2 separate regions of the Homo sapiens genome follow, and region 2 is linked to region 1. Evidence: chromatin loops called from intact Hi-C (ENCODE). Cell type or tissue: prostate gland. All regions are shown on one strand. Links, peaks and the distances in the headings refer to the core of each region. The heading gives the core; the rest is flanking DNA.

Evidence for each region. A loop is a pair of places that touch in the nucleus more often than their neighbours do. Peaks named below come from ENCODE experiments on the same cell type or tissue, not always from the same donor. Only the 100,000 strongest peaks of a DNase experiment are listed, where the experiment ranks them.
Region 2: a loop joins it to region 1, with 1.9 times the contacts of the local background. A loop is called at or near these places in 7 of 110 quality-filtered maps.

The regions. Positions count from the first base shown.
Region 1 is chr18:48,821,109-48,836,974 of GRCh38, reverse strand. The region is part of intron 10 of CTIF (cap binding complex dependent translation initiation factor); the gene reads right to left. CTIF-AS1 (CTIF antisense RNA 1) reads left to right here. Exons shown (of 3, transcript XR_935449.3): 3 at 1,976-15,866. Among named protein-coding and RNA genes, the nearest start is that of CTIF-AS1, 13 kb to the left of the region's middle. RefSeq lists enhancers at 1-274, 275-1,175, 3,638-4,301, 15,640-15,709, 15,810-15,866 and a silencer at 3,743-4,037. In prostate gland, for the core only: no CTCF peak of the experiment used is centred there; DNase peaks (open chromatin) are centred at 8,185 and 8,866; H3K4me3 peaks cover 613 bases; H3K27ac peaks cover 2,312 bases.
Region 2 is chr18:48,877,290-48,893,155 of GRCh38, reverse strand. No RefSeq gene overlaps it. Among named protein-coding and RNA genes, the nearest start is that of CTIF-AS1, 43 kb to the right of the region's middle. RefSeq lists an enhancer at 1-3 and a silencer at 15,195-15,425. In prostate gland, for the core only: no CTCF peak of the experiment used is centred there; a DNase peak (open chromatin) is centred at 7,655; H3K27ac peaks cover 1,433 bases.

The DNA of each region.
Region 1 (15,866 bases), core at 4,977-12,976:
GAAGGGACAAACAGCCCAAATGTGGGCAGGGATGCAGGACTAGTAGCTGACAATTTCCCAGGGTGTCCCACTGGGCCCCGGCGCCCTCTCAGCAGGCTGATGGCAGGTGATGTGGACTAAGCAGGGGACACACTCACAGATGGCATCTATGTGCGGTGCCCAGGAGGAAACCAGAGGCACAGCTTGGGTGGCAGCAGAGCCAGCACCAGAACTCAGATTTCCTGACTCCTAGCTGGTTGTTCCTGCACCAGGCAAAGAGGAGAGGAGTGGAGGAGGAAGGCCTGGCTAATCCTTACCTGGGCATGACCAACGGCAGTCTCCTGGGGCTTCCCACCCTGCTTCCTTGCCCCTCTAGGGGAATGGCAGGTGCTGGCAGTCCAGGGGGACCTGGTGGGATGTTGGGACCTGGAGGGCTGAAGTGATGGGGTTGGTTGGGGATCTCACTCACTGGTGCCTCATAATCGCCCAGGCCTTTGGAGTTGAGGTGTGAGAAGCTGGAGGGCCTGCCCCATACGCATCTTAGGGGGCAGCAGGGTGGTGGAGGGGTCCCCTAGATGCCAGTGGTGACCCCACTGTCCTCCAGGCAGAGCAAGCAGGGCCCACACAGCCCTTAGAATCAGGCCTTGAAAAAGACCAGGCTGAGCATGGGGACCCTGAAGGGCAGCCCAGGGCCTCTCTGGGGGCTGCTGGCTGTGCTCAAGAGGGGGCACCTGATGGGACCACGTCAGCTCCAGGAGAAGCACAGAATATACTTTTTAACTCTGACTTTGTTGCTGGGATCTTGAATGCTCCAGAGCACAGTGGGAGCTGCCTCTTTAGAGAAGCAGCTGCTGGGGGAGGAGGGAGGTGGGGCCTGGAGGTGGGTGGGCTCCAAGGCAGTGGCTCCTAGGGCGGGGGTATGCATTTGTGCCTTCCTGCAGCAAATGTTCATGGGCTAGAGGGCCTGGGGCCATGGGGACCAAACAGCCCGGTGCCTGTCCCCAGGCCACCTACAGTGGGGGGCAGAGGGGTAGAATGACAAATGCAAACAGGGAGCTGGGAGGGAGCCCCCTTTGGATGGATGAGGTGATCAGGGCAGGCTTCTCTGCAGAGGAAACCCAAAGGTTGAGTAGGGGGCAGCCAAGTCAGGGGTGAGGGCAGGTGGGGGGCTTGGTGGGAAGGGACCATGACCGACAGCTCCCACACAGTCCCCTCTCCACACCTGGCCTGACATGTCCTACTTGATCCTCACATAGTCCCATCACTGCTTTATGGACCACGCCAGAGGGGGGAGATCAGATGATCTCCAGTGTGCCCAAGGCCACTCATGGGGGTCAGGGAGCTGATTCTCAAATCCAGGAATATGCCTTGAAAGTCTGGGGCTCCCTTCTGCACTGTGCTTATAGATGTGGGATCCTTAGCTTTCTTGGGAGCATGGATCCCTTTGAGGATCTCGATGAAAAATCTGCACCTCTCCCAGAAAAATGCACCTCTGCACAGGTTCACAGATGTCTGCATACAATTTCAGGGTTCTCAGACCCTGAAGGCCACCAAGGGACCCAAGTACATGAGCCTTACACAGCACAACCTAAATCGTCAATGGCAATGTCTCAGGAGTGTAGGACAGTGACTGCCTCTGTAAGACCATCAGCACAGCCATGGCCACACATGTTGTCTGGAGGATCAGGTGGCCTTTTTCTGTGGCTTTTGAGGTTGAGGCTGGGTACCCTTGTGGCTAATGCATAATGCCAGGATGGCCAATAAAGACACCATAAAAATTCCCTGCCGTGTGCCTGACACTGGACAGATTTAATCTCCAGGTCTTCTGGGAACCCCGCAGAGGCAGGGGCTGTTTTCTCATTTTACTGATGGAAACTGAGGCTCAAGGAAGTGAAGGAATTTGTTTCAAGTCCCAGGCAGTACCACGAACATGGGATTTGAAATCACGCAAGTCTGACACGCAAACCTTGGTTCTTTCCTTTTTCCCTTCTCACAGAGGGTGCTTTTCGCTTCCCGGAAGCTGGCAGGGAGTTCCTCTAAAGCGCAGGTTGGAGTGGTCAGAAGGGAGCGAACTGACAGCACGAGGAAGGCTCAGCGCATGCCAGCTCCACTCACGGGAAATGACTCACTGCAGCCCTGCTGCTCTCGGGCTCCGGGGGACACATCCACATTTCCTGTATCTCGGCTAGAGCCTTGGGCAGTGTGAGCTGGCAGGGCAGATCGCTGAAGGCGGCTAGAGATAGAAAACCACCCAGCTCTGCATCCTGAGACAAAGAAGCCTTTCCCTGGGCTCATATGATAGAGGTACGTTGCCTCTGGGCCTCAGTTTTGCCATCTGTAAAATAGGGTGAAGGTCAGACTAGATTGGGCATATTCAGTGTGGGATCCCCCTAATGACGGCATCAGCATCACCTGGGAAACTGCAAATTCTCCTTTATGACAGTGGCTCTCAAACTTTAATGTGCATTGAAACCATCTGGAGGAGAGGAGCGTTTCCCACTTGAGAACCACACAGCGGGATCAGGGAGGGGCGAACTATAGTCCACCGGCCAAATCTGGCCATGGCCTGCTTTTTATGGCCCATGAGCTAAGAATAGTTTTTTCCATTTTTCAGTAGTTGGGGAAAAAAATCAAAGAATATTTTGTGACATATACAAATTATATGAAATTCAAATCTCAGTGTCCATAAATAAGGTTTCGTTGGCACACAGTCACTCTCAGTCATTTGCATATCGTCTACGGCTGCTTTTTCCGCTATGAAGACAGAGTGGAGGCGCTTGCTCTCCTGGTTACATGCTGCTGCTCACGCCCTACACCTCGCAGGGATGTGGTTAAACTCGGCTTTGCCTCTTGGCCTGCAGAGCCTAAAATATTTACTATCTGGCCCTTCATACCAGACATTTGCCGACCCTCATCTACAGAGAGAAGGGAAAGGAAGAGAACGGGAGGGGAGGGGAGGGGAAAGGAGGGGGAAGGGGAGAGAAGGGGTTTGTGCAAGAGCTGGGGTCCCTTCTGGGGAAAAAATGAGCTGTCAGGGGCTTTTGGAATCTGAGAGAGTCCTGCTCTGCGCTGGGCCAACATTTGGAATCTTTTGCACAGTTGCTTTGAGGGTGATCTGGAAGGCCCCTCTGACCAATAAAGACCTTCCCTCTTGCCTGTATGAAAACCTAACATTCCACTTCTAGAGCAGGGGCTCTTACCTGGGAAGCCCCCCATCCAGAGGCCAGGCTTCGGGGGTTCTAGGTAAGCTTTTAAGCATGCAGGTGTTTTCTGGGGAGAGTTTGGTGGCGCCAGTGACCTTCCCTACCCCTCCCAAATCCCAAGCACCCTTTTTGTTCCTTTGGGGCACACATTTTTCTCTCCCCACCCCTCCTTTCAAAATGTGAAAGTCCCCGGAAGGGGGACACTGTGCACCTACATCTTCCTACCTAGGAAAGGGGTGAGGTGATCTGATGGGACTAGGCAGGCTTTAGGAACGTCCAAGGAGTCTGAGGAGAGGTGGAGGGCGGCGGGGGCAGGGGGGCATTTAGAGAGAGGAAATGGGAAAGAGGGCATCTTTCCCAGAGGGCTGCAGGACCTCCGAGCCCACACTATCTGTACTCATCCACTTCTCCGCATCAGCAAGAGGCATCCAAGACTCGCAGCCCACACGGCTACCCTCCCACCCTCACTGGTGGGCACTTCCACTCCCCAGGCCCCACGAGGCCTCCCGCCTGCAGCGTTAGCCAAGCAAGTCTCAACTCTGGCCCTGGGATTCCAGGTATTTTCCCAGCCAGCCGCACCTCATCTAATTGCTTTCCAGTCAGCTAATCCCTGGCCCACGCCCTCCACTCCAGCCAGGCAAGCCACCTCTGTGTGGCCAGCAGGAGCTTCTGAGACTTCCCATGGCATGCATCCAAGCCTGGGGCAGCCTCTCGCCTCCCCTTGCCCAAACCACATCCTCTTTGCCCTTCCCCACACCTCAAACTCTCCTCTGACTAACATTTCCAAAAAAAGTAGAGCTTGGTCCAGTCCAGACCAAAAGCGGCAGACTAATTCATTCCCTACCACCTCCGCCCCCCAGACTCAGCACTTCCTGACTATCAGGAAAGAACAATCAGCAAAAAGTGGAGCTGTACCTACTGTTCAATTTCTAGAGCTAATTGTTTTCAGCAGGGTTTTGGCCTTAATTAAAGGATAATTAATTACTGAATGTGTGTTTGCATTTCCACAAGTGTGTTTGCGTTTCCTAAGTCTGGCTTTTAACCCTGGGAAACCAGATTCAGCAAATACTTTCATGTTTCAATACTTCTGAGTAAGGGAGAAGGTCTTAATTACAGAAATGGTAGTCCTGTGTAATCAAGGGGCAATGCAAGAATGAGCTAATTGTGCCTTCCACACACTCGGCCACGATTTCTGTCGAGCTGCTGTGAGGAGAGGGTGGCAGCTGCCCAGCCCTGCCCAGCACTGTGTCCCTATCCGTGGATTCTCTTATCCCTGTCACGCAACTGGCCACCCCTGCCACAGCCCTTCTCTTCCCTTTCTATGTGTTTCTTCTTTCCTACCTTTTCCCCCTCTTTAGCACTTTGGGAGGCTGAGGCGGGATTGCTTGAGCCCAGGAGTTTGAGACCAGCCTGGGCCACATGGCAAACCCCGTCTCTACTAAAAATACAAAAAATTAGCCGGGGGTGGTGGTGCACACCTGGAGTCCCAACTACTTGGGGGGCTGAGGTGGGATGATTGTTTGAGCCTGGGAGGTTGAGGCTGCAGTGAGTCCTGATTGTGCCACTGCATTCCAGCCTAGGTGACAAAGGGAGACCCTGTCTTAAAAAAAAAAAAAAAAGAAGGACCACGTTTTCCAGACCCTGCAGGGAGCTCTCCAGCCAGGCAGCCCCCACACGCACACTGGCTGTGAGCTTGAGGTTTTAGTATTCATGGTGCCCCTTTGCTGCCTGGTGCTATGAGAGGCTATGAAAAGTACTTTTGAGACTTTGGGAATCCAGTTACTTTAGGGGTCCAGAACTGCTCCAAAAGCCTGAGGATTCCAGAAGCTGCCTCCAGACCGCCTGGTCCAGCGTAATAGCCACAGGCCACATGTGGTCTTGGGCACTTCAAATGTGCCTGAGTCCAAATTGAGAGCTGCTTTCAGTGTAAACTACAGACTGGATTTCAAAGACTTCGTACCAAAAGAGAAGAACGTAAAAAATATCTCATTGGTACTTTTTAATATTGATTACACGTTAAAATGGTGATTATTTGGATATATTAGACAGCATAAAATTAATTTCACCTGTTCCCTTTTCAGTTTTTTAAAATGTGGCTACTAGGCCATGTAAAATTACACGTGGCTCACGTTATATTGTTACTGGCCATGTTGCTCCATAGGTGAATTCTGCTGTAATTGTCAAGGTTTCCGTCATCTTCAAGGTCTGTGACTGTGGGTGTCCTTTCCCACCCACTCCATTCTCCCACCCTTCGTGCCCCCTGCACATACTCCTAACTTCCTCCGTTCCTCATGGGAGGGGCAGTGAGGAGGGCCCTGCTGAGCGCTGTCACAGTGTACAGCAGGTGCCCAGGCCCCCACAACAATCCCTTCCCCATGGGCTCTTGGTCCAGGGAGCTTTGCTAGAAGCTCCTCCTGACTTCTCCTAAAGATTGTGGTTTGTGGGATTCTGACTTTGGACAGACTGAATCTCATATGAAGCTCGGTGGAGGGTTGTTGAGAAAAGGCCACTTAACCAAAGGCAGGGACAGAACAGAGGCAGCTTCGCAGGCTGAGAGCACTGTTTGCACTGGTTCACTCACAGTGTGGGCACAAATGCCCCTTTTGGGCTTGCTTGCTGGGGTGATGGGGGGTGTTTCTTTTCCCTTTCCCGTTCTGAGCTCATCTCCAGGGACCACTACCAGCCAGCCCCACTCTGCTCACTCACATTGCCCCTTCAAGGGTTCTGGATTTATCTCCACTGAGAAATCATTCCAGATGAATTCTAGAAGGGCTGACTATTGTCTCTGGCTTTGCTCAGTCTAGGCACTCTACTTCCTTAATTCAGTCAATAAGTATCTACTGAGGACCTGCTATATACCAGGCACTATTCTAGGCACAGGGATACAGCTGTGAATAGACACGTTCCCTGCCTTGAGAGAGTTTCCATGCTAGTTGAGAGACAGAAAATAAGCGATTAACAAAGAAAACTCCAAGCCAGGCACTAGTAGGGCAATGAAGAGAAGGCAGTCAGGCTGGGGACAGTGGTGGGGGGACAGGCTGGGGCGTGGTCGGGGGGGGGTCTGAGAAACTGACTTCTGAGCAGAGCCCTGGACAGGCACCTAGAAGAAGGGCCTTCTCCCAGAGAGTGAACCAAGGTCCTGAGCCTTATTCTACTGTGTTCTTCCACATTTTTTCCCAGTAAGCAGCACTTCAGTTTATACAATATAAAATATGCTGTGAACCCATCCTTTTATTTCATGTCTTTGTTTTTTGGGGGTGGTGTACCTCTCAGACAGTGAGCTACAGGGAAGGGAGGAAGTCAATTTATAATCAACAAATCTGGCCGGGCGCGGTGGTTCACGCCTGTAGCCTGTAATCCCAGCACCTTGGGAGGCCAAGGTGGGCGGATCACCTGAGGTCAGGAGTTTGAGATCAGCCTGGCCAACATAGTGAAACCCCGTCTCTACTAAAAATACTAAAATTAGCTGGGTGTGGTGGCACACGCCTGTAATCCCGGCTACTCAGGAGGCTGAGGCAGGAGAATCCTTGACTCTGGCAGGCGGAGGTTGTAGTGAGCCAAGATCACATCACTGCACTCCAGCCTGGGTGACAGAGCGAGACACTGTCTCAAAACACAAACAAACAAACAAAAATAATTAACACATCTACCCAAGGGCCAGAGAGGGTAAGCTGCAGAAGACTGTCTGCCTCCGAAACCCACCTTCTTCCCCTAGCATTCCCCTCCTCTTCCTGGCTACAAGAGAAGGCTGATCCTGGAGGTTCTTTCTCAAAAGGCCTGGCCCCGCCCACACTCTGACCTACAGTTCAGTGCTGGCGGCAATGAGAGCAGAGCCATCAAGAAGGAGCTGGAGCCTGGCTTGGTCTTGAGGTGGACAGAAGGGAGGAGAAAAGTTAGTTCCCTAAACATCATTCACATCTGAAGGCAAGAATGGCAGCAGGTGGATATCATCAATGCTAATTTGAGCTACAGGTCCTGAGAGCTGGAGTCGGTTGGAGAAAGATCCACAGGGGTCCTGGAGAGCTGTGTGTGCTTTATTCACCCTCGGCTCTTAGTGCAGGGCACCGTTTGCTCCTCCTCTCCCCAGGAGACAGCAGCTCTGTGAGGACAGGGACCCCAGCGTGCTTATGCCCAGGGCCTAGCAGTGGGTCCAGCACTCGGCACCCCAACTGCTAGATGGAGGGCACCTGTGCTGGAGCACGGAGGCTGGGCAAGGCGGGGGCCCACTCTGGGAAGCACGGAGGTCGGGGGGCTCTGCAGACGTCTGCAGAGTTGCCTGGATCCTCCCTTAAGGTGGGAAACAGGCAGGCTTATATTTTGACTTCTGAGTTACCTGGAGTAACTGATGGCCATTTTTTGCACCCCCAGTGCCCGGTTTATGATCTCTGAAATGTGTAAGTCACTGTCCCTCCCTCCCAACCAGTCCTCCCAACCAGACCTGCACTCAGAAAGTCCCCCAGCCTGGCTCCCCTAGTGTTTGCTGCCATCCACCTGCTGGGAAACTGCTAAGGGACGGTGAGGGTGTGTGAGCAGGAGGGCATCCTACTGTGTGATTTTAACCCCAAAGGATTACCCCAAAGGATTTAAAAATCTAGACGGATGCTTGTGCCTGTGTACATATACATCTTGTACCCACAACTCTGGCAAGGTACGATTCTATCCTCCCCAGTCCCGTCCATTAAACAGCTCAGAAAAAATAATCTGCACCCCCTCCCTCCTCCAAGCCTTCAGCAGCTGCCGGTCCCCTCCCACCTTCAGCTCAGCTCTGCAGATAGCAGGGGCCTCTTGAAGTTCAGACATTAATTACCCAGTCAGAAGATTTTTCAAAATTACAAGGCATGGCCCCAGGAGATAAGAGGGAGGAGGAGGAGCAGGCGGGGGAAGGAGATGGGAGGGCAAGCCGTCCAGGGCTGCGAAGGCGGGGCTGGGGGCTGGGAAGGTGCCCCTCCCCTGGGGAGAGTCCCCCTACTGCCCTCACTGCCCCCACTCGCCAGGCTTGTGCCCTCTGCAGGGAACGCAGAGAACAGGGATTTATAGCTCGTGCTGGGCCCATGCCCGAGGGTGCGTCTGTGGGGAGAGAAAGGGCTGGGGACAGGGATGTAGGACTTTTCTTGTTGGTCCTGAGCAGAAAAGTTTTGACATCACCATCTCTTACCTCCCTACCTAAGCCTTAAAGTAGAATTCCGGCTGGAAAATGGTTTTGTGAATTTAAATTGTTTTCAAGCAAGGGGAGATAGGCGAAATCATTCTCTCTCCCTAATTAGGAGGATGGATGGAGCTGAGGACTCCCCGGGAGGGAACTGGAAGGAAGATTTCACTGGGGGTCAGCAGGGCAGCTCAATCTATGAAAAAATGCCAAATAGTTGATGTTTATTAGGAAAAACTGCTCCCTGCTATATACCCTTCATAAGGCTAGTTAATTCCCCCGTGAGCACATGCATTCTGAATCTCTGTATTTCAGAGAAAATACCCAAAGCTTGCACCCACACCACCTTCCAAAACAGGATTAAAGAGATGTCCTCCTGAGCCATGTTGAGATTGGTTTAGAAATCTCTTGAGTTTTAAGACTGTTTAAAAACGGTTCTGGCTTGGAGACTGGTTTCCCTTTGGAAACCAGTGTCTGGTGGAAGCTGGTATTTTTATAACTCTAGGCTCTCTATCAGATCCTGTGTTACCATGGTTGCTAAGGGGAACACTGGCTTCAAATTTCACATTTCAGTTTGCAGAGTCTGGCTAAGGAAGCAGAACAGTCAAAGGGTGGGGGCTGGGGAGAGGGTCGGGAGTGGAGGTGGGGTGGGTGGGAGACTCCAGTTCTATCTTGAGGAGGTCAAGGATCCAGGCAGCTTCAGATGGGGCCGCTTCCGTGTGTTTATGTGTGTATGTTTGGGGCGTGGGGGTCTGGGTAGGTCGGCGTCACCCCGCTGAGTTAACTTCACTGTGTGTGCTGAGCGGAAGAGGGGAACGAAAGCTCTGGAGGGGACAAAGCGGGTGGGAAGTTATTTCGGCGGAGGTTACAGGAATGGTCGCTTAAGCTGGGGTATTCATAGCAGCAGCTGCTGGCCCTGCAGGGACTCCGATGCTAAGCCAGTGCCCAGGGGCTGGGTACCTGGCCCTAGGAAGGCTACATTCTCAGAGGAACATTCCAGGCGGGGTCTGTGCCTAAGATTAGGGCTGGAATAAACTGTTCATGCAGAAAGGTTCTCCTGATTTTTCAAGCTGCATTCTAGCCCTTCACTTCCTGCTAAGTCTTTTTGTTTGACCGTTACAGTCAGAACAAATTTAAAGGCAATCAGGAGCTGGGGAGTTGCTCTCTGCCGGGATGCCCTTTGAGGTGGCTCTCCTGCCTCCTCGCCTCTTCCTCCATCTGGGCTCCCACCTTCCCTCTCCTGCCCACGCTTTATTTGGAGCACTGCACTCCTCCGGGCACTGAGTTACCCGTGGGCTCCTCTGGCTAGAGACTGCTCCAGATTTAGTTGACTTTGTTATCTCAGCACATTTCTAGCAAGCAATGTGTCCAGGAGACTTTCCAGTTTAATAAGGAAGTAGCATTTTTCTCATTGTTTGTTGAATGAATAAAGGAATGCTCCTTTGTTCCTTCCATGGTGTTGCTTTCTGGCTTAAAACCTTTCCAAGGTTCTTGGAGTCATCCTGCATTCACTAGAACACCTCTGGTGAGAGCCGGAGCTGGCCACGGCTCGCTCATCGGGCCCTCTCTTTACCACCCAGATGGGCCATGCTTATTCTGGCCCCCACGCCTTGGCTCAAAGGCTCCTTCCTGGAGGCTTTCCCCATTTCCCCCATGCCTGTCCACAATCCACTTTCCCTTAAGCCCCAGCTCCCCTGCCCTTTGTCCCCGGCGGCTCCCCACCTCCTTCCCCATTCCATTTCCCCACATTCATCCAGCTTACAATCCATCATAAGTGTTCATGGCTGCTTAATTTCAGGAGGATTGCAAGCTCTTCGCTGAAGGATCACAACTTATATCCCTCCTTCTGGTACTACTAGGAAACTTCGCAGTTCAATAAGAAGCATTGTCTCAAACTAAATCATTGCTTGTTGAATGAGCACAGACTCCGAGCAACATGCAGCCGGGGTTCCATGACAGATGAGACCTAGCCTGTCCCCAGGTAGCAACGAAAGACTGAAATGATTTAAAAGCAACCAAGAAAGGGTCACAAGGCATTAATACAGCCACCTGGCAAAGAGCATATCTGGAGACAGACGTTGACAGCCCCGGGTGGACATTAGTTCTATAGGATGTTGTAAGAGGAATGAATCCAGGCAGGGTGAGGAGGCGGTGGGAAGTGAGCCCGGCCCTGAAGGTGGGCAAGAGCCAGGCAAGAAGAGGAGAAAGATTGTTCTCATGGTGGGAGGAATGCAAGGCCACCTATGGAAATACAAGTGGAGCAGTTTGGCTGGAGAAAGGGGTTGTGTTTGCTTATGGAGGCCTTGGATGCCCCGTTGGGAGAATGGACCTCACTTTCTGGGGCTGACTGTGTTGCGATTTTTTTTCTCTTGAGCCATGCCTGGAACACGGTTTGTATTCAACAGCAACACACAAACTGACAGTTCCCTGCAAGGCTGTCATATGCCACTTGCTTCACAGAAACACCTCGCTTATTTTAAGCCTGAAAACAAAGCCACAGGATGAGTATTATTCTCATTCCTATGCTACAGATAAGAAAATCGAGGTTTCAAAAGACGGAAGAATGAGGTTAAAGTCCCACGGCTAGTAAGTGGCACAGCTGGGATTCAAACTCAGGTCTCTCTGGCTCCTAAGGCTATGCCCCTCACCCAAGGGTTTTTGGCTGGTCAGTGGATGCTCACTGAATGCACCTAGGATGCTGAGACTATGTTCCTTAACCTTGGCCGGACATTAGAATCATTTGGAAAGCTTACATATCCCTGCCGAGCAAACCCCATTTTCAGGAAGTTTGGTTTAATTGGTTGAAGAAGGGGTCTGAGAGTTTGTAATGTAGTAAAAGCTTCTCAAGTTGCAGGGCTGAAGATAATTCCCCATGGATCCAGCCAGCAAATCTCTGCTCCCCATCAGAGTTCATTGTTACCCCTGGGGAACAGACTATCTTGGTCACTTCTGGCCAAAGTGGGTCCTGCCCTGGCCTCTGCTGGGTAGCTGAATGCCCTGCTCTTGGGAAAGGAGGAATGGTCCGCCTGGAAAGGTGCCTCTGAAGAATGTGTTGCTTGACTCTGTGAAATAGCAGAGGCTCTCCACCCACACCCGCTTCATCTCAGCCTTTTCCGAGGTCAGATTTCCCCTGGAGCCAAAACAATGTGAGCAATTGAATGCACACTCACGCAAAAAGTTTAAAAAGTGGCTCTCTCATTGTTGCACAGAGCAATTTCATTTCCTGAGAAGCCTGACTTGCTGGCCTCTGTGTTCTCCTCCCTGGCCTGTGCCTGCCCACCTCCTCTAGGAGCGCAGCCAGTTGTGTCCCTTGGGGGCACCCCTCAGAGACACCCCTCAGAGGCATCTGCCCTCTCCCTGCCCTTCCCTTGGAAAGGGCAGGGAGGGGCAGATGGGATTTCTGGGGCCTGGAGGGGAGAAGAGCCAGGGGGCAACCAGAGGGAGAGGTTGGTGGGGATCAGGAGGTGGGTACAGAGAGATGGGAGATTCCTGGCAGAAAGCGCCCTGCCTTCCTCCTTTACTCCACTCCTGACCTCTGGCTATGGCTGCTGGACTCCAAAGAGACAGGAGGGTTGGAATTATGGGTAGGGATGAGCTGGGGGGATTGGATGGAGAGAAGAAAGGTGGGATGTTCAGGGGAGAGAGAGGATGAGAGGAAGTGGAGGAAAACAGGCGCATGGAACTTTGTTGAAAATTCCCCTGCTTGGCTGGGTGCAGTGGCTCACGCCTGTAATCTCAGCACTTTGGGAGGCCGAGGTGGCCAGATCACCTGAGGTCAGGAGTTTGAGACTAGCCTGGCCAACATGGCGAAACCCCGTCTCTACCAAAAATACAAAAAATTAGCTGGGCGTGGTGGCGGACGTCTGTAATCCCAGCTCCTTGAGAGGCTGAGGCAGAAGAATCGCTTGAACCCGGGAGGCGAAGAAGGTTGCAGTGGGCAGAGGTTGCACCACTGCACTCCAGCCTGGGCGACAAGAGTGAAACTCTGTCTCAGAAAAAATCAAAAAACAAAACAAAAAAAAAAAGGAGAGAAAAGAAAATTCCCCTGCCAGAGAAATTTTCAACAAAGGACTTTAAGTAAGGGGCTCAGAGAGAGGCATTCAATGATAACCTAGAAGAGCCTCACAACAACACCACGGGATCACAGAGGCACGGAGAGGCGGAGGAGGTGGAGAGCATTGTAGGGTCAGGGAATGAAGGCTCTAGACAAGCCAGACCCACAGCCTGGCATGTTGGCTCAGAGATACCAGCTGATGGGGAGATGACAACCCTTTGCTCAGGCCATAAACAATAATTGCACCCCTCCTGTGTGTGCAGCCCTCATAGTCACAGTTAGGCTGAGGACCTGGGCAGGAGAAAGAGGTCCTTAGAATGCTATTATAAAATGCTCATGGGATGTTTTTCCATTTGTTTGTGTCTTTTTTCATGTCTTAAAATAATATGTTATAGTTTTCAGTGTACAAGTTTTTTACTTCTTTGGTTGACTCTATTCCTAAGTATTTCTTTTGGATGCAATTGTAAGATTGTTTTCCTAATTTCCTCTTCAGATAGTGCACAGAAATAGAAAGGATTTTTGTATGTTGATTATGTTTTTTGCAAATTTACTGAATTCATTTATTAGTTCTAGCAGTTTGTGTGTGTGTGTGTGTGTGTGTGTGTGTGTGTGTGTGGAGTCTTTAGGATTTTCTATATATAAGATCATGTCATCTACAAACAGAGACAATTTTATGTCTTCCTTTCAGATTTGGATGCTTTTTATTTCCTTTTCTTGTCTAATTGTTCTGGCTAGGATTTCCAGTACTATGTTGAATAGGAGTGGTAAGAGTGGGGATCCTTGTGTTATTCCTGATCTTTGATTGGAAGATTTAATATTGTGAAAATGTTCACACTATTCAAAGCAATCTGCAGATTCAATGCAATCCCTATCAAAATCCCAGGGGCATTTTAAAAACAGAAGTATAGAAAACAATTCTAAGATTCACTTGGAAATATAAAAGAGCCCAAATAGCCAAAGCAATCTTGAGTGAAGAAGAACAAAGCTTGAGGCAATCACACTTCCTAATTTCAAAATGTATCCCGAAGCTACAGCAATCAAAACAGTATGGTACTGGTATGAAAACAGGCATATAGACCAATGAAACAAAATAGAGAGTCGAAAAATAAATCCACACATTTACAGTCGACTGATCTTCAACAAAGGTGCCAAGAACACACAATGGGGAAAAGACAGTCTCTTCAATAAACGGTCTTGGGAAGACTGGATATCCACACGAAGAAGAAATTATACTCTTATTTCATACCATATACAAAAATCAACTCAAAATGGATTGAAGACTTAAATATAAGACCTGAAACTGTAAAACTACTAGAAGAAAACATAAAGAAAAAGCATCTTGACGTTGGTCTGGACACTTTTTTTTTTTTGGATATGACTCCAAAAGCACAGGCAACAAAAGCAAAAATAGACAAGTAGGATTGCATCAAACTAAAATGCTTCTGCACAGCAAAGGAAATAATCAGCAGAGAGAAAGACAAAGTATGGAACAGGAGAAAATATTTGCAAACCATACATCTGATAAAGAGTTAATGTCCAAAATATATAAGGAACTCCTAAAACTCAATGGCAAAAAACCTAATAACTCAATTTAAAACTAGTCTAAGAATTGGAATAGACCTTTCTCCAAAGAAGACATGGAAAATGGCCAGCAGGTATATGAAAAGATGCTCAATGTCATTAATCATCAGGGAAATGCAAATTAATTAAAGCCACAATGAGATATCACCTCATACCTGTTAGAATGGCTGTGAGCAAAAAAAACAAAAGACAAACTGGTAAGGATGGAGAGAAATTAGAACCCTTGTACACTGTTGGTAGAAATGCAAAATGGTGCATCTGCTGTGGAAAACAAAATGGAGGGTCCTCAAAAACTTAAAAATAGAGCTGCCATATGATCCAGCAATCCCGCTTCTGAGTATTTATCCAAAAGAGCTTGAATCAGGATTTTGAAGAGATATAGCACTCTCATGTTCATTGCAGCTCTATTCACAATAAGCCAAGACACGGAAACAACCCAAATGTCCATCAGCAGATAAATGGATAAAACAATGTGTGTGTGTGTGTGTGTGTGTGTGTGTGTGTGTTGGGGGTGGGGGTGGGGAGATGAAGAGTGGTTGGGTAATGGGTACAAACATACAGTTAGATGGAATCAGCTCTAATGTTTGATAGCACAGTAGGGTGACTATGGTTAACAACAATGCATTATATATTTCAAAATAGCTAGAAGAGAGGACTTGAAATGTCCCTAAGACATAGAAATGATAAATACTCGAGGTGATGGATATCCTAAATTCCCTGACCTGATCATTACACATTCTATGCATGTAACAAAATATCACATGTACCCCATAAATATGTACAAATATTAACCTCCAAGAAAAAAATTTTAAAGTGGTATATACATACGATGGAATACTATTCAGCCTTTACAAAGAAGGAAACTGCAATATACAACAACATGGATGAACTCTGATGACATTACTAAATGAAATAAGCCAGTCACAGAAGAACGAATACTGCATAATTCCATTTACATGAGGTATCTAAAATAGTCAAATTCAAAGAAGCAACGAATAGTGGTTGCCAGAGGCTAGGGGGAAGTGCAGATGGGGAGTCGCTAATCAATGGGTGAAAGTTTAAGTTATGCAAGATGCATATGTTCTGGAGATCTGCACAACATTATGGCTATGGATACAATACTGTACTTTATCCTTAGAAACCTGTGAAGAGGGTAGATCCATATTCAGTATCCTTACCACAGTAAAACTAAAAATAGAAATTCAAAAATATTTAAAAAATAAAAAGGAGCTTGCTAAGCAAATATGAGTTGTAAATAGCAGAGCAAGGAGACTCCTGCAGCTACAGATGACCAATAATCTTCTTCAATCACTTTGAAAACCACCTCGGCAGAAACTATTTGTTCTTAAACAAGAAAAGCACACATTGAAAATTCTTCTTTTTCATCTCTGGAAGAAGGATCTCTGATTGGCATGTTAGTTGGGGCAAAAATGGAATCAATTCCACCAAGATCTACTGGGATCCTACCATATAGGTGCTGAGTTATGCACCAAGAAAACAAACAGAGTAGCCCCTGCTCTGCCTGCAAGGCAGTGAAATGGGGTGGTCAGATCTGGATTCCAGGACTGATTCTACCGCTTGGTGGCTGTGTGGCCCTGAGCAAGTTGCCTGACCTCTCTGCTCTCCTCTGAAAAATGGGGATGATAATCTTCAAAGTGCTGTCTGAGTTAAAAGAGAAAAGAACACACGAGGCACTCGATTGAGATGGAGGCGTCCATGCAGTGAGATGTGCTGCTACCGTTACTGAACACTACTACAAGGCAACGTGAAGAGGCTGGGGTGAGGATGGAGCAGTAAGGACAGAGGACACTTCCAGGTCCCTTAGGAGGAAGCTGTTGGTGTGCTGAGGGGGTGCCACACAGAAAAGGTGACTTCAAACTGGGCCTAGGAAGAAGTGTCAGGG
Region 2 (15,866 bases), core at 3,292-11,291, 58 kb before region 1:
CTGGCACTGCTAAAGACACGTGGAAACACACACATACTTCCAAACATACACAATGCTCACACCCAGACATCTCAGACACACATCAGCGTGACTGAGCATTTGCACTTAGATCTTAACACAGGCACCTCTTACACACACACACACATACACACACGCCAGATACCATCTCTGAAGCAAACTCCATCATCACCTCCATCCATCAGAAGGCCATGGATAGGAAAGGGGCAGGCAGGGATATGAAAGGATATTATTACCTGGGTGGTTGTTGTTATTATGATAGTCCTTAGAAAAGTCTCTACTCGGCAGAAAACATCAAACGGCGGCCAGCAGCCTCAGATAGCAGAGGCGACAGGCCCTTTGGGGCCCTTTCCAGTGCAGACCTGCCTCCTCGTTTGCAAAAATGACTTATTATTAATCTGCGATTGAAACTGTAATTATGCCATCACGGTGTCAACAAGCTGGAACACGGCGAGGGCTGGCAGTGCCGCCTGGAAGTGTGTTCTTACCCTCCACTGTGGCCGTGCTGGCACCCGCACCAGCATGCATGTGTGGAGGGGGCCTCATGCACACCTGCCAAATCAGGGCCCACCTCCTCACGGGCGCCCAGCCCTGTGTGTGTGCACATGGCTTTGTGCCTCTCTTACCCGTGAGAGTCTGGCTGGAGGAGGTGAGGTCAATGCATGTTCCTGATGGGAGAGCAGCCCTCAGAGAGCCCCAGGGAGCTCCAGAGCCTCAGTCAGTGGATCCAGCGGGGATTGAACGTCAGAGTGTGCACGAGGGAGTCAGGGCCCAGGTGCAGGACACTCCCAGCTGTGCCTTTCTGAGTGGTCATTGTCCCAGCCTGCCCTCCACGATGGGGCCTTCTTCAGCACCCTTCATAGACACAGTGCCAGGGTCCTTCCAGCCCTGTCCCTGCTCTGCTGGGCCCTGATGGGTGGCCGCCCTGGGGCCCATTCCCCTGCCGTGTTCACCTGCTGATGACCAACCTGTATTGACCACTCATGACACGCTAGGTCTGGGGGAAGATACTTTATGTTCATGATCTCATTAAAAATTTTAAAACCATTTATATTGAAATGAAGTAAAATGTAAGTGTTAGCTCTGCAAATGAGGATGCTGTAGCCCAGTGAGGTTAGGTGGACTCCCCAGGTCTCACAGAGCCGGGGTTTGAAGCCAGGCGATCTGACTCCAGACTGCCGGCCTCCTGCCCCCTCCTCCCATGCGGGGAGCTTGGGAAGGCAGAGTCCTGGCTTTAGGTCCTCTGCCTCCCTGCCTGGAGTCTTGGGTATAGAAGATGCTCAGGAGATGGTCAATGAATGAAGGAATGAGGTGAAATTCAAAAGTTTAGAATTGGCTTGAGAGACATGAGCTTTCCAGAATTCATGGTGACCTGGGGTCACTACCTGAGGGTGTGCCAGGCTGAGACTTCTGGGTTGGGAAGGTGTCCTTTGGTGCCCAGAGACCACTTTTTTTTGCCACATAATTGGGCTGAGTTTGGGTAGCTAAGAAAATGGCAACCCTAACTGGCCCAGAAGGAAAGTGTGTATGTGTGTGTGTGTGTGTCTGTCTTATTTTATTTTATTTTATTTTATTTTATTTTATTTTATTTTATTTTATTTTATTTTATTTTATTTTATTTTATTTTATTTTATTGAGATAGTTTGCTCTTGTCCCCCAGGCTGGAGTGCAGTGGTGTGATCTCGGCTCACTGCAACCTCTGCCTCCTAGGTTCAAGCAATTTTCCTGCCTCAGCTTCCCAAGTAGCTGGGATTACAGGCACCTGCCGCCACGCCCAGCTAATTTTTATATTTTTAGTAGAGATAGGGTTTCACCATATTGGCCAGGCTGGCCTTGAACTCCTGACCTCAAGTGATCAGCCCACCTCAGCCTCCCAAAGTGCTGGGATTACAGGCATGAGCCACTACGCCTGGCCTTGTCTGTCTGTCTTCTGTCTGTACCTGCAAATGTGTTGTCATGGTTTCAAGAGACAGCAGAGCTGGAAGGGCTCAGAGCTAGCAGGCAGCCAAGCTGAGATGAGGACCTGGGCCTCCTGACTGCCAGCTGGGGATCTTCTATGCATCTGACTGGGAAGGTCACAGGGCCCTGGGCTGGCCAAGGTAGAGACAGCTTCAGGGGGCTGGTCAGAGAGCTTGGCCCTTTCAGATCTCCTCTGGAGGGTGACCACAGACTCGGTGGCCACATTCAGCCACTTCTCACTGCCCTCAGGGTCACTGGGAGAAGCCAGAAGTAGGAGGACTGTATTTGAGGCAGAAGGCAATGAGGCTCAGGAGAAAGAGGAATGGCTTTGGAGTGAGGTGAGACCTGGGGTTCAAATCCTGACTCAACCACATTCTCACCGAGTGCTCCTGGGTAGAGTAACTTTTCTGAGCCTCAATTCTTTCATTTGTAAAATGGAGATAGGCAGGTCTGCCTTACAGGGTTACTGGTGGGAAAAAATGAAAACATGGTTCCTAGCCCCCTGTGAGGAGAGGCACGCTGCCCCGATGGTTCCCAAGGCTACATTCTACGCAGACTCGGAACTTCTGCGGCACATACCCGATGCCTAACTACAAGTAGTTTTGGGTCTGGAAACTAAGTGTCTCAACCCTGTGGCGTGCCCCCCACCCAGACCCAAGGCCACTGTTCACCACCCCACGCCCCACAAATGTCTCAGTGCCCTGCCAGTCCTGGTCCACTCAGTTCCCTGGTGTTTCATTACTTTGACTTGAGGCTTACTGCAGTCTCTTTCTATTAGGGCCTAGGCCTTGTGCCAAAACTGTTGAGATGCAAATGTCCCCCTTCATTGGTTTACTTATTCATGCACTCACTCACACATTCATTCAACAAGCAATGAGTGGCAGACACTGGGGAAACTGAGACACAGCAGGGCCCCAGCAGGGCTTTCTGGGATCTGGAGCTGCTGGCAGGGCAGAGAGGGGGAGGCCGGCAGTTAGGGTGCCTGAGACCCTGCAGGAATAAGAAGTGGCCAGGAAAAAGGGGCAAGCAGGAGGGGCGGCTGCGCTGAAACCAGGCGTAATTGGGCTTCATTGATTCTATGTTAATGCCGCTGGAGCAGCTCAGTGCATGGCAGAAGGACCCAGCCAGGCTGGGTGGATGCTTTGAGGCAAACAAAGTCCTCTTTGGGGACTTTGTTACTACAGGGAGAGCCAAGGAGGGTCCAGGAGAGCCAAACCACTGTGGCTGTTTGAGGCCCACATTCTCTGGGTGGAGTGGGTGGCAGTGGTCCAGGTGGTCCAGGAAATAGGCACGAGGGGTGACCCAACCTGTAGATGTCACAGTTCGGGGGGCCCTCTGGGACTGTTCCCAGGCTGGGCCTCATGTGGGGAGGCTCGGATGGAGTTGGGGAGGTCGGGCCCCAGGAAGGCAGCAGGAGCAGGGTGCAGAGTGCGCGGCAGGTGGGTTGATGGGGAGCAGGGAGGCCACGGTGATGGATGGGCCCTGCTGACCTTGCCTGGGAACCAACGCCCGAGACGCCTCCCGCCAGCTGGAGAGAGCCAGCGGGTCAGATGGCAGCCCCTCCCCCGGGAGGCCGGCCCTGCTAAAGCAGGAGGGAGCTGGCAAGCCATGCAGTTCTCAGGCCAGGCCGCCCATCCTCCCCTCTCCCACTGCCTCTGGTCCACACGGATCTTAGGGCTGAGATGGCTTGGAATGCAGGGGCCCCTAGGGCCTTGGAGAGGGCTCACACCCCCTCCCTTGACAGAAGGAAGAAATTGGCTTTCAGAGACCTGGAAAGGCCCTCCCAACCCCCTCCAGGACTCCCAAACCAAGCCCCCAGCTTTTCTTTACAGGGGCAGGGAGCTTGTGGACAGCACTCCTTGTGCCCAGAGAGGGGAAGTGATTTGCCCAAGGTCACACAGGCAGGGAGAGGCAGACTCTCCCTGGAGAAGAAAGGAGGAAAAGACTTAGTTTGTCTTCAGGTCAGGCCTCCCTGAAAAACATACTTCTGTTTCCATAGAGGTGCATTTATCCGACGGCTGTGGCCTTGGGAAAAGACCAAGCCATTTGTACCTGGCTAGGTCAGAGAACCCAGGTTGTGGGGAAAGGTGAGGGGGCATGGCAGGGATGCTGGGGGCCTTGGGAGTGGAGCAGAGGCCCTGCTTGAGGGCACAGCAGGTCAATGGGTTGGTTGTTGCCATGGTTTGAATGTTTTTGCCGCCTCCAAAACTCATGTGTTATTAATGCCGCTATAAAAAGGGCTTGTGGGAGTGGGCTCCCCCTCTCTTCTGCTCTTCTGCCATGTGAGGACACGGCATTCCTCCCCTCCAGATGATGCAGTGTTCAAGGCACCGTCTTGGGAGCAGAGAAACCAGGCCCTAACCCGCCAGCACCTTGATCTTGGACTTCCCAGTCTCCAGAACTGTGAGGACACGTTTCTGTTCCTTATAAATCCCCTACTCCCAGGTGTTCTGTGACAGCAGCACACAAGGGGCTAAGACAGTTGTGAACCTGATTCTCCCCAGAACATGGAACAAAGGGCTCAGCACACGTTCAATTGTGGGCCACACCTGTTCAGCAGCCCTGAATGCAGCTAGTGTGCTCAAACACGCCTGTGTGTGTGCTGGGGGTTCCTAGCTGGGTGATGGGGTTGCTGGAAGAACAGCTCTACTTCCACCCTGCAGCCCAGGACTTGACCCCTTGCTGGGGGGCTGGACAGGCTGAGGGGAGGACAGAGCTTCTCAGGAGAAGGGGGGCGGAGAGAGGTCTTCTTACTGGGAAGGTGCGGATGTCCCTCTCTATGACAGCCCCCTCTGTGCCAGCCTCACAGCATGCCTGTAAGGTAGGTGCTGCCACCAGCATTTCACACCTGAGGAAACAGGCCCAGAGGAAAGCCGTGCGTGCGGGGCTGCCGGGAGGGAAAGGGGTGCCGGCGAGCAGCCCCGTCCTGCCTCTCCCGGCAGGTGGCGGGCAGCAGAAGGAGCCTAGGATTCCAAGCTTGGTGCAAATCTCCTAGTAACTGTGCCTTTGGATTAAACACTTCCCCTCTCTGCGCTCCGGCTTCCTTTTCTGCACTGTGGGAACAATAGTATTGTCTCCTTCTCCCAGGAGTGTCTCAGGGCCTGCATGGTGACAGATGTGAAAAGGAACTACAAAGCATGAGGTGCTGTCCCTGTAGCCCAGGCCTGCGGCTCCTTGTGGGGGAGGAAGGGCTCCCCTGGGGCCCTCTGCTCCAGGAGCACCATGCGTGTGCCCTGGCCCTATTCCCACAGGAAGAGGATGGGAGAGGTGGGGTTCTCACCTCATCCTGAAAGTAGGGCCCACTGTCCAGCAGCCTAACCCTCATCTCATTCCGGCAAGGGCAGATGTTTTAGAGAGGTGGGGCCTGTCTCCCCAGGCCTCATGACCTCAGGTGGGAGAGTCGAGTCCCTACGCCTGATGTCGCGGCCTGGAGATGCCGCTAGTTGGGTTAAGCGCCTGGCCCTCAGTTCACCTTCCAGTCCTGCTCACCTGCTCTGAGGTCATGTGCGTACAAAGGGCAGACTGGAACACTTACACAGGCTCAGGAAGCAGACGAGGCAGGCAATGAACTTAATTAATAGAATCAGGGCCTATAAATAATCTCTCCCTGCCCCCACCGCAGCAGGCTGTGCCCAATGGCTGGCTTGGCATTCCGAGGACTTGCCCATCAATCCAGGGACTTCTGTGTGCTCTGCCAGTGCTCAGGGAGGTAGAAGGCAGGACAGGCCTCTCAGGAGCTCAACGCTGAGCAGGGATGAGGCATTGAAACCACTGAGGTACCTTCCTGGGTGGTGGGATTCCAAGGAGGGAGAGGGCTGTGTGGCTGAAGGCCAGGAAGGCTTCCCAGAGGAGGTGGCTGCCAGTCTGGGAGATGCTCTGATAGGAAATGGTGAAGAGGGGTAGTAAGAAAGGAGGAGAAGAGATGGGAGAAGGGGAGAGGTCTGTGTGTCCCCCTGCCAGCAGCAGCAGATGCAGGGGCTCGTTTCTTTCCCTAGTTGAGAACTCCTGTGTGTGTCAACCTCAGGAGTAAGGGGGACCCCCCACGTGCAAACCTACTAACTAGGCCCTGTGAGTTGCTCTCCGCTAGTAGTGACAGACTCCTCACTCCTTCCCTCTGAGGTGGGTGCCTTGTTGCCAAGGAAAGGGAGGCACAGAGAGGCTGATCTTGCTGCCTGTGGCCCTGCAGGAAAAGGAGGAGATGTTGGATGGGCATCTTCTGACTAAGCACGGGAACAGAACTGATTGAGGGGCCCCCTGGCTGTGTGTCCTGCAGGCTGATCCCAGCCCACAGGCTGCTGTTCAGCCTGGCAGGGACACTGAGGCAGGCTGGTTGCTGGAAAACACCAGACTCCCAGGGGCTGGCTTTGGCTCAATGACTCTAGGTGGACTTGCCCACCTTCCTTAGATCTCAGCGGTCTAGGATACTTTCACCTGGCCTTTCCTCCTTGGTCTTTCACTTTCTTTCTTTTCTTCTTTCTTTCTTTCTTTCTTTCTTTCTTTTTTTTTTTTTGAGACAGAGTCTTGCTCTGTTACCCTGGCTGGAGTGCAGTGGCACAGTCTCGACTCACTGCCTCCTCCACCTCCTGGGTTCAACCAATTCTCCTGCCTCAGCCTCTGGAGCAGCTGGGATTACAGGCGCGTGCCACCACACCTGCTAATTTTTTGTATTTTAGTAGAGATGAGGTTTCACCATGTTGGCCAGGCCGGTCTCAAACTCCTGACCTCAAGTGATCTGCCCACCTCAGCCTCCCAAAGTTCTGAGATTACAGGTGTGAGCCACCGTGCCTGGCCCAGTCTTTAACTTTCAGGCCCCATGTGCCCCCAGCTGTAAGGGCTCACCCAGACTTTGCCATCTCCTTCCCCATATTCTTTTACCTAGTTTCCCCTAACAAAATCCTTGCATGCATGATCCCATCTTGTGGGGGCATCTGGGCACCCTGGCTAACACGTAACACTCCTCTGAGCTCCCTCTGAGGCTCTGGAATCCTAGGACTCTTGGGCCCCTCATGCTGAGCCCTGACTGGCCCTAGAATCAGGACTGAGCAAACCAAGGAGTGCTGGAGTCAGGAGGACACTCACCATGGACAAAAGAGCATCCTACCTACCCACGCTCCCCCGCGGCTGCCCGGGGCCTGGGACTTCATCGGGTCCTCTTCTCCCTGCTCTGTTGGGAGTCTCAGCCCTGCTTTTGTCTGGTCTGCCCTTTAGGGTATGTGAAGGGGGTGAGCATTTCTTGAAGGCCTCACAACACCCTCTGAGCAAAGTATTCTTCCCTGAATTTTACCCGCTTCACAGATGAGGCCCAGGGAGGAGCAGTGGGCTGTCCTCATGCAGTCTCACTGCTGGTGGGACCTGGGGTTCCTGTTCTCCCTGCCAGCCCCTCTCCCTCACCCCATCCTGCCTTCACCTCTCACAGGGACGATGAGAGGTGGCAAGGGAAGGTGGTGGCAGGTAAGGAAAGTGGGGAGGTGCCGGGGCCAGGAGGCGTCTTCTCAGGCCCATCTTGGGAGGCTGGGGGTTGCCATGGCACCCCTGGCCCGCCTTAGCCTCCCTGACCAAGCCCGGCTGCCTCTTCCCATAAAAGCTAAATTTACTCTTTTAACAAGTCCAGCACTGCATTAAAACACAATGGAATGTTTGGGAAAGGGAATGTTCTGTCATCTAGGGCCAGTGAGTCAGGAGGCCATGCTCAGCCTCTGTGGGGTCCAGCAGTGCCTCTGGAGTCAGGCAGAAGGCCCCCCCGCTCCGCCATGCCTCTTCTCCTCCTGGGAGGCAGGGCTGAGAGCCCCTACTGGAAGGCAGGAGGCCTGGGTGCTGTGCCCTGGGGCGGATCTCTCTGAGTCTGTTGCAGAACTTAAGTTCTTCTTTGGTCTCGGTGGCCCCCAAGGCCCTGTGGCTCGCCTCCATGGTGCTGGGTGTTCACCCGAGGCGCTCCCTCGAGGACAGTGCTTTCCCTGAAACCTTCCCAGTGGAGGTTGGTTTTCTCTACTCTGCATCTATCTCAGAACCAACACGTGGTTGGGTGCCATTTCTGCTCCCACTGGTACTTCCAGCATCTCTCCTCCCTCTTTTTTTGGAACCCCCAGCTCTTTCCGAAGCTCACCCACCACCCTGCCCCAGGCCACACACTCTCTCTGTCCCCTCCTTGCTGTTACTTCCTAACTTCCTGGCCACTCTCCTCCATCTCTTGGGAGGCTGGCTCTGTCACTAGCATCTTGGGACTTTCCACATAGGGGACTACTGTCCATGTCTCAGTCCCTTGGCGACCTCACTTCTGGCCACCTCATCCTGTCACACAGTCCCAGGGTCATACCGTACCCTCATCACCACCAGAAACTGCACCACCTCTGAACCCTGATGTCAAGCTTCTCTTTCTCTGACCACCCCTCCTTCCTTCCCAGGTCTCTAACTCTAGACATTGACTTTCAGTCGTGACAGTTTTCCAGCCTCACCATTTTTGGCTCCTCTTTCCTCCTTCTCCTGTGTCTATTTGGGGAATCTCAACCTTAGTTGAACTCAGCTATTTCCCCCAAGAGCTGAACTTTGCTGGAGAAACCCCTGTGGCCGGGCTGATCGGGTCCCCTTCTGTGCATGATCACAACCTCGAAGTGGGGTCCTTGCTGCCTGGCAAGGCTGGTGTGCGTGGCAGGGATCTGCTGTCCCTCAAGGCTTCACACTTTCCTGAAACCTCTCACCCCCTGCCACTCACTGTTGGCCAGGCCTCTGACTTCACCCAGGAAAGGGAAGCACAGCTTCCTTCTCTGGCCTCCAGAATACCCTCACAACTCCCTGGAGCCTCTGTCTTTCCACCATCCAAGTGGAAGCCTGCAGACCTTCACCCCTTCCCCCAGGCCCATTCCTGGCACTTATCAAAGGATGAGAGTGGCTTAGTGGGTTTATTTACTTGTTCATTATCACTAGAAAATTATTATCCTGGCACCTGGCACCAAATAGGCACTCAATACATACCTCTTCGTGCATAAATGAATATATATTAGGGACAGTTAGCTTTACTAAGTAATATTTTAAAATTACAACGTTAACAAGGTATGCACTCAATACAAAAACTTCTGACAATGGAAAAGCATAAAGAAAGAAAAGGCAGAAATTAACCATAATTCTATCACTTGTTAATAACTGCTGTCAACTTTTGATGTGTATGCATTTGAAGTTTCCTACACATATATTTTTTCTTCTCGAAATGATACTTGGATAGATACAGATCACTATCTAACAATTGGTGATGAACATTTTCCTACATCTTCAGATATTCTTCTAAATCTTTTTAATAATTGCACAGTGTTCCATTGTATGGATGATCTTAATTTACTTAACCACTTCCTTAATGTTGGACATCTGTATTCTTTCCATATTTTTTATCTTCCCTATTTAGTCAATATCCTTATACATAAATATATGTGTACATTGTTTTCCCTGTGGCTGAATTCCTAAGTGGACTTGTAGGTCAAAGAGTACACATATTTTAAGGCTTTTGATTTATATTATTAAATCACAAGAGACAATTTGTTTTGGAAACCAAATCAACACAAACACAATCTCCTACTTTTCCAAGCATAACAAATCCCCTTCTGAAGCTCCAGAAGGCTCCTCCCTCAGAAATCCTCATGGCTAGGATTATCCTTTCCATCAACATTTTGCTTAAATGCCCCCTTATAGGCAAGGTCTTGATGGCTCTTCCATATAAAGTGGCACCTCTCCTTTTTTTTTTTTTTTTTTTTTGAGATGGAGTTTTGCTCTGTCACCCAGGCTGGAGTGCAGTGGCATGATCTCGGCTCACTTGCAACCTCCGCCTCCTGGGTTCAAGCGATTCTCCTGTATCGGCCTCCTGAGTAGCTGGGACTATAGGCGCCCGCCACCACACCTGGCTAGTTTTTTGCATTTTTAGTAGATATGGGGTTTCACCATGTTGGCCAGGCTGGTCTCGAACTCCTGACTTCAGGTGATCCACCCACCTTGGCCTCCCAGAGTGCTGGGATTACAGGCGTGAGCCACCACACCTGGCCTCTCCTTCTTTTTCATCCTCTACATCCTTTTTGCAGTTGCCTAGCTGCACTCAGCACCCCCTGACAAGTCTAATGTTTGTTTATGTCTGTCTCTTCCAGATCTATGAGAGTAGAATGTTTGTCTGTTTTGTTCCTCCTGTAGCCCCAGTGTCTTCACCTCGCCTGGCACAGAGTACATGCTCAACAAGCATTTTGCGAGTGAATGACTGAGTGTTGGCACTTCTAGTCTCAAACTAATGGTGATGATAATATTCGGGGCTCTATAGGAGCTGTTTTAAGTAGCAGAGGCAATTCATAGAAGAGAGATAAGGAAACAAACAAATAAAATTACTGCTTAATGTAGTCATTGCTGTGAAGGGGGGATACACTAAACACAGGGTGCGATACATAAACTGAGACCTGAGGGCTGAGCAGAAGTAGGTGTGAGAAGGGCATGGACAAGTGCATCCAGGCACATGGAACAGTGTGTAAAAAGGCCTTGAAGCAGGAAAGAGATTAGCAGGTTAAGGAATGGAAAGAAGGCCAGGGCCTGATCATAGCAGTCAGTGGGGTGAGAGCCACAGCGGGGAATGGGAGATCACCCATGTGCCGTGGATCAAGGAGCATGAGGAAGAATCCACTACTCAGAGGCTCCTACTCACGTTTCAGATCAGGGCAGTGGCCTCCAAAGCCCATTCTCTCCCTGAGTCTCATACACCATGGAGTCTCATCAAATTTACATTTAATGCATGAAACTTCCAGCTCCTTATTTTTAATGTAATAATGCCATAAGTAAATTTGCATATGTAGTCTTTATTACATACTGTCCATTATCCCATATTATGCTCACATACAAACACTATACTATATTGTACATATGAAACCTTTTACTTTACTTTATTTTATTTTTGGATAGGGTCTTACTCTGTTGCCCAGGCTAGAGTGCAGTGGCACAGTCATGCTCACTGCAGCCTTGACCTCCTAGGCTTAGGTGATCCTTCCACCTTAGCCTTCCAAGTAGCTGGACTACAGGCATACACCACCATGCTTGGCTAATTTTTATGTTTTTTGTAGAGACAAGTGAGCCCAGACTAGTCTTGAACCCCTGGGCTCAAGTGATCAGCCTGCCTCAGCCTCCCAAAATGCTGGGATTACAGGTGTAAGCCATCGCACCCACCCCATACAAAACCATTTATACCGTGTTTTATGGGGGTAAATTAAGGGATTTAAAAATGTTATTCTCTTTTTGTGCCCGGATTTAATTAATTAATTAATTTATTTATTTATTAACACAGAATTTTGCTGTGTCACCTAGGCTGGAGTGCAATGGCACGATCTTGGCTCACTGTAACCTCCACCTCCCAGGTTCAAGTGATTCTCCTGCCTCAGCCTGCTGAGTAGTTGGGATTACAGGCACCTGCCTCCACACCTGGCTAATTTTTGTATTTTTAGTAGAGATGGGGTTTCACTATGTTGGCCAGGCTGGTCTCGAACTCCTGACCTCAGGTGATCCACCCGCCTCGGCCTCCCAAACTATTGGGACCACACGTGTGAGCCACCGTGCCTGGCCCCTGATTTTATTTTTTATCAGATTTTCTCATTGTGCTTCATTGCTCAATATTTTATACTGACCTGTTTTCCAGTTCACTAATCTTCTATTAGTGACATCTAATCTGCTGTTAAACCCATTCATTGCTTGTTAATTATGATGATGATTATTTTTTGTAGTATTTTGTATTTGCCTAGAACTTCCATTTGATAACCTTTAGGAGTTTCCAGTTCTCCTTAAATTATTTATCTCTCCAATTTTTTTGAACATATCAATCACAATTATTTTAAAGTCTGCTATTTTAAATAATAATATCTGGATCTCCTTCAGGTTTATTCCTATTAGCTGTGTTTTTTTTCCACCTCTTAGTTTCAGTCATATGATCTTATCTCCTGTCATGCCTGGTAAATGTTATTGACTTCCAGACATGGTATATGGAAGGATTGTAGAGATAATTTGAGGCTCTGAATAATCCAGAGAGGATTTACTCTTGACTCTGGAAGGGAGATAGAGTAGAGGCAGCGCACTTTAATCCCATGTGGGATTAAGTTTGTTTGAAGCTGCACTTCAACCTTTGTGAGGGCTGACCTATTTCTGATTTGTGCTTCAAGGGTCCTAACTGACAGTTTTTTTTTTTTCTAAACAAGCCATCTCTCCACTTGGAGATGCTTGAGTTCTCCCCTTTCCTCTTTCTCTAACTCCAGGAGGTTGCAAAAACCTCAGTCTCCACTTCCTGCTCACATTCTGAACTTCATGCTACTGCTTAGGGGAAAAGTAGGGCCAAATGTTAAGCTCATCTTTCTAGATTCAAATTTTAAAAATGTATTTTATCTCTTTTTTCGGTTGGTGGCAAAGTTGGTGTGATATATAAGCTAGTCTACTGTAGCCAGAAGTAGAAATTGGCACAGATCTTAAAACCCACCCCTGCTGAGAAGTCATTCCAGTCCCCTGCTTCAACTTGGCCATTCAAAGGGTCAGCTTTGGCCTCCTCCTACTCTGACCACTTGCTCCCCATTCATACAGGGCTTGGCTGCTGCCTAGTGATGTTCATGGCCTGGAGGCTGCCTCTAAAATGGCTACCCTTCCAGCCCCAGCATCCAGGCTGGTCAAGATGGTAGTGGCCTGGTTTTTGCCAAGGCTCTGCCATCACAGAGTGGCCAGGCTCACTTCTGTCTGCTGACCAGCCTCACTCACACGCCATGCCTTCTGTAGCTCCCTCTTGTGCAGGCTCCACGCTCAGTGCTTAACATAAGTGGTCTCATTTCATCCTCATAGAAAGACTAGCAAGTAACTATAGTTATCTTCATTTTATAGATGAGGAAACTGAAGCCCTAGGGGTTTAGTCATAATCCCTGGCCACTTCATAGAATTACATATGTACTTAGGTGTTCAATTAATTTTCTCGTTCACCCTAGACTATAAGCAACATGAAGGCAGAAAATGTGTCTATACATCTATTTTATATCCTCATCATATGGCCATGCCTGGCACAAAGTCTGTAGGCAGTAACAACCACTGAAGCCAGGTGTGGTAGTGCAGCCTGTAATCCCAGCCACTCAGGAGGCTAAGCCGGGAGGATGGCTGAAGCCCAGGAGTTCGAGGCTGTAGTGTGCTGTGGTCACATCTGTGAATAGCCACTGCACTCCAGCCTGGGCAACATCGTGAGATTCCCATCCCAGAAAAACAAAACACAAAAACAAAAACAACCCAACCAAAATCAAAACCAAAAAGAAGCATTGAGTGAATAAATAAAGCTTCAAGTCCCAAAGTTGTTTGTGGTGGAGGCCAGACTCCAGGGAGTCCTGCCTGCTCACCACTCACATCACAGCTGGTGGGGAACACGTTCATTCACCAGAATGTTCCCAGTATCTTCTATGTGTTGAGATTCTAGTGGAGTTTCCTGCTGCCAGGGCTATAATTTTGGCAATTTCAGCGCTTTGGTGTTGGGGGTTCCATTGCCCTTAACCAAGGTCTGAGGACCCATATGGAACTGAGGAATGGACTCAAAAGCTTCTGACATTACAGTAAAAATTTGTAGAGAATTTTTCTAGAGAAAGGATCTATTCAATTTCTCAGACTCTCAGAGAGGTCTGGGACCTCCCCAAAAGGTCAAGAATCTTGGGCATAGGGTTTGGTTGCCTTGTCGGTCTCCCAACATTACCTCGCCTGGCCAGGGAGGGGCTTCCTGAAGCCACCCACAGCTTGTTGGGGGCCGACTGGAGAAACCAGCCAGTGTGTGAAGGGGAAGCCTTTTCCAGCCTGAGCAGGGTACCCAGAGCCCTCCAGCCAGCATTCTCGAAAATCCCTCAAGGTTAGGGGGTGGGTGTCACTCACCGAAGGACCATGAATAATGGAGATCTGGCCCTCTCAGGGCAGCCGCTGACAGGAAAGCCGCCCCACCGGCTCGGCGGCATATTTGTGTGGCTTCTGGTTCTGAGGCAACCGCCAGGTGAGGCAGGGGTGGCGGGGGTGGGTGTGTGGGAATTCCCAGGCCCCGGCTCAGCACTTTGAAGCGAAGACCCTGAGTCCATGTTGGAGGGGGCAGGAAGGCGCCACCAGTCCCTCGAAAGGAGACAGGAGGCTGCCGGGGCAACTTCTCCCTGCTCAGGCTGCCCTGGGTGCCCCCGGCCTGAGGATGAGGAGATTCTTGTTTAGTTTCGGAATCAGCAAGTCCACCTACAAGAACATCCTCTCAGAATCAGAAAGGTCTCTCCGTGTACATATTCTACCCCACACACAAAATCCTTACAATTTTTTTTTTCTTAGACGCACACTCTCAAAAACACGAGCACTCTCTTGTCTCACACACCAAATTCCCTGTCGTGTGCACATTTGTTTTCTCTTTCTCTCACACACAGGCTCACACCCGTTCATGACCAGGTTCGGGGGTGCTCCTGCAGACCTGGAGTCTGACCTTGGCCTCTGCGTCCACCTCAGGGTTCCTGAGGTGACCGGGTGGCTTCCTGGCTCCGCCTTTCTCAGTATTGTTCCCCACTGGTCAGCCCTGACAAGGTCACTTCCTACACAGAGTGTAGCAGACCTTGCTGGCCTCGCCCACCCCGCTGCGCTGTGAGCCACCGTCCTGCCCCTTCATCCCACAGGTCCTCTGACCTAGCCTGGCCCTGGGCACAGCCTTTGACAGGGAGTCAGGGGCCAGACCCTCCTTGTCACCCAACCCCAGTTGAGTTCAATAATTCTGTCTCAGAACTTAGAGGAGTTTAAGAGGGAGAAAATGTTTAAGAAAAGTCAAGAAAACCAAATTGTAATTTTATGTCCAGCTGTGACATGACTCACTTAGTGCACATCCTCCAACCCCCAGACCAGAAGCCTCCCCTGAGCCCACCATGGCTCCGGGGGGAGGTAGGGGTGACAGGAGTGGGAGGGATTGTGTTCCTGGAAGGTCCTTGGCCAGGGTAGTCCCTGAGAGACTCTAATGTCCTCTGGGGCTGAGTATTCCCTGCTGTGGCTGGGCTCAGGGAAAGCCACATTGCCGGGTGTCTGGACTTGGAGAAGGTCCTGACATGATGCTGCCATGGTTGCCCCATCAATGTAGCTGGGTCATGGGCAAAGGTGGCCTAAGACAGGATGATATTTAAAATATTTAGGTCTGGGCACAGTGGCTCAAACCCATAATGCCAGCGCTTTGGGAGGCTGAGGTGAGAGGATTGCTTGAGGCCAGGAGTCCAAGACAAGCCTGGGCAACATAGGGAGCCCTCGCCTCTCCAACAAACAAACAAACAAACAAAAAATTAGCACTCAGCACCAACTATGAGAACTGAGCTGGAACAGGACCCCAGAGGCCACCCCTGCCAAGCTGTGCCCGCCTTTAACCCTGTAGTTCCTAGATGTGGGCAGTTGTGGTGAGGTTGGTCCTGGGGGGTAAGAGGGGCAGGGATGGGACAGTGGCTATTCAGCAGTTGCTCCTGAAGAAGCAGCTGTGGGGACATATGTTGAGATTCTAGCTGAGTTCCTGCCATCAGGGGTATAATTTCGGCAGTTTCCAGATTTTGATAACATGTACACACACGGTTAGCAAGACACGGAGTGGGCTGCCTTGAGCCCATATGAGCTTTTGAAACCCTGAGGGGCTAATGATGAAGAGAGCAGGGGTGGGGGTTGGTGGCAGGGGACATGAGAGAGTAACACCAGCATTTAATATTGATGTAGCTCTCACTGTGTGCCTGATGCCTACTGAGTGACTTCCGCATATTACCTCACACGATAATTTAAACAGTGCTGTTGGCCTAGCACTTTGGGAGTCTGAGGTGGGTGGATCATTTGAGATCAGGAGGAGTTCGAGACCAGCCTGGTCAACATGGCGTCTCTACTAAAAATAC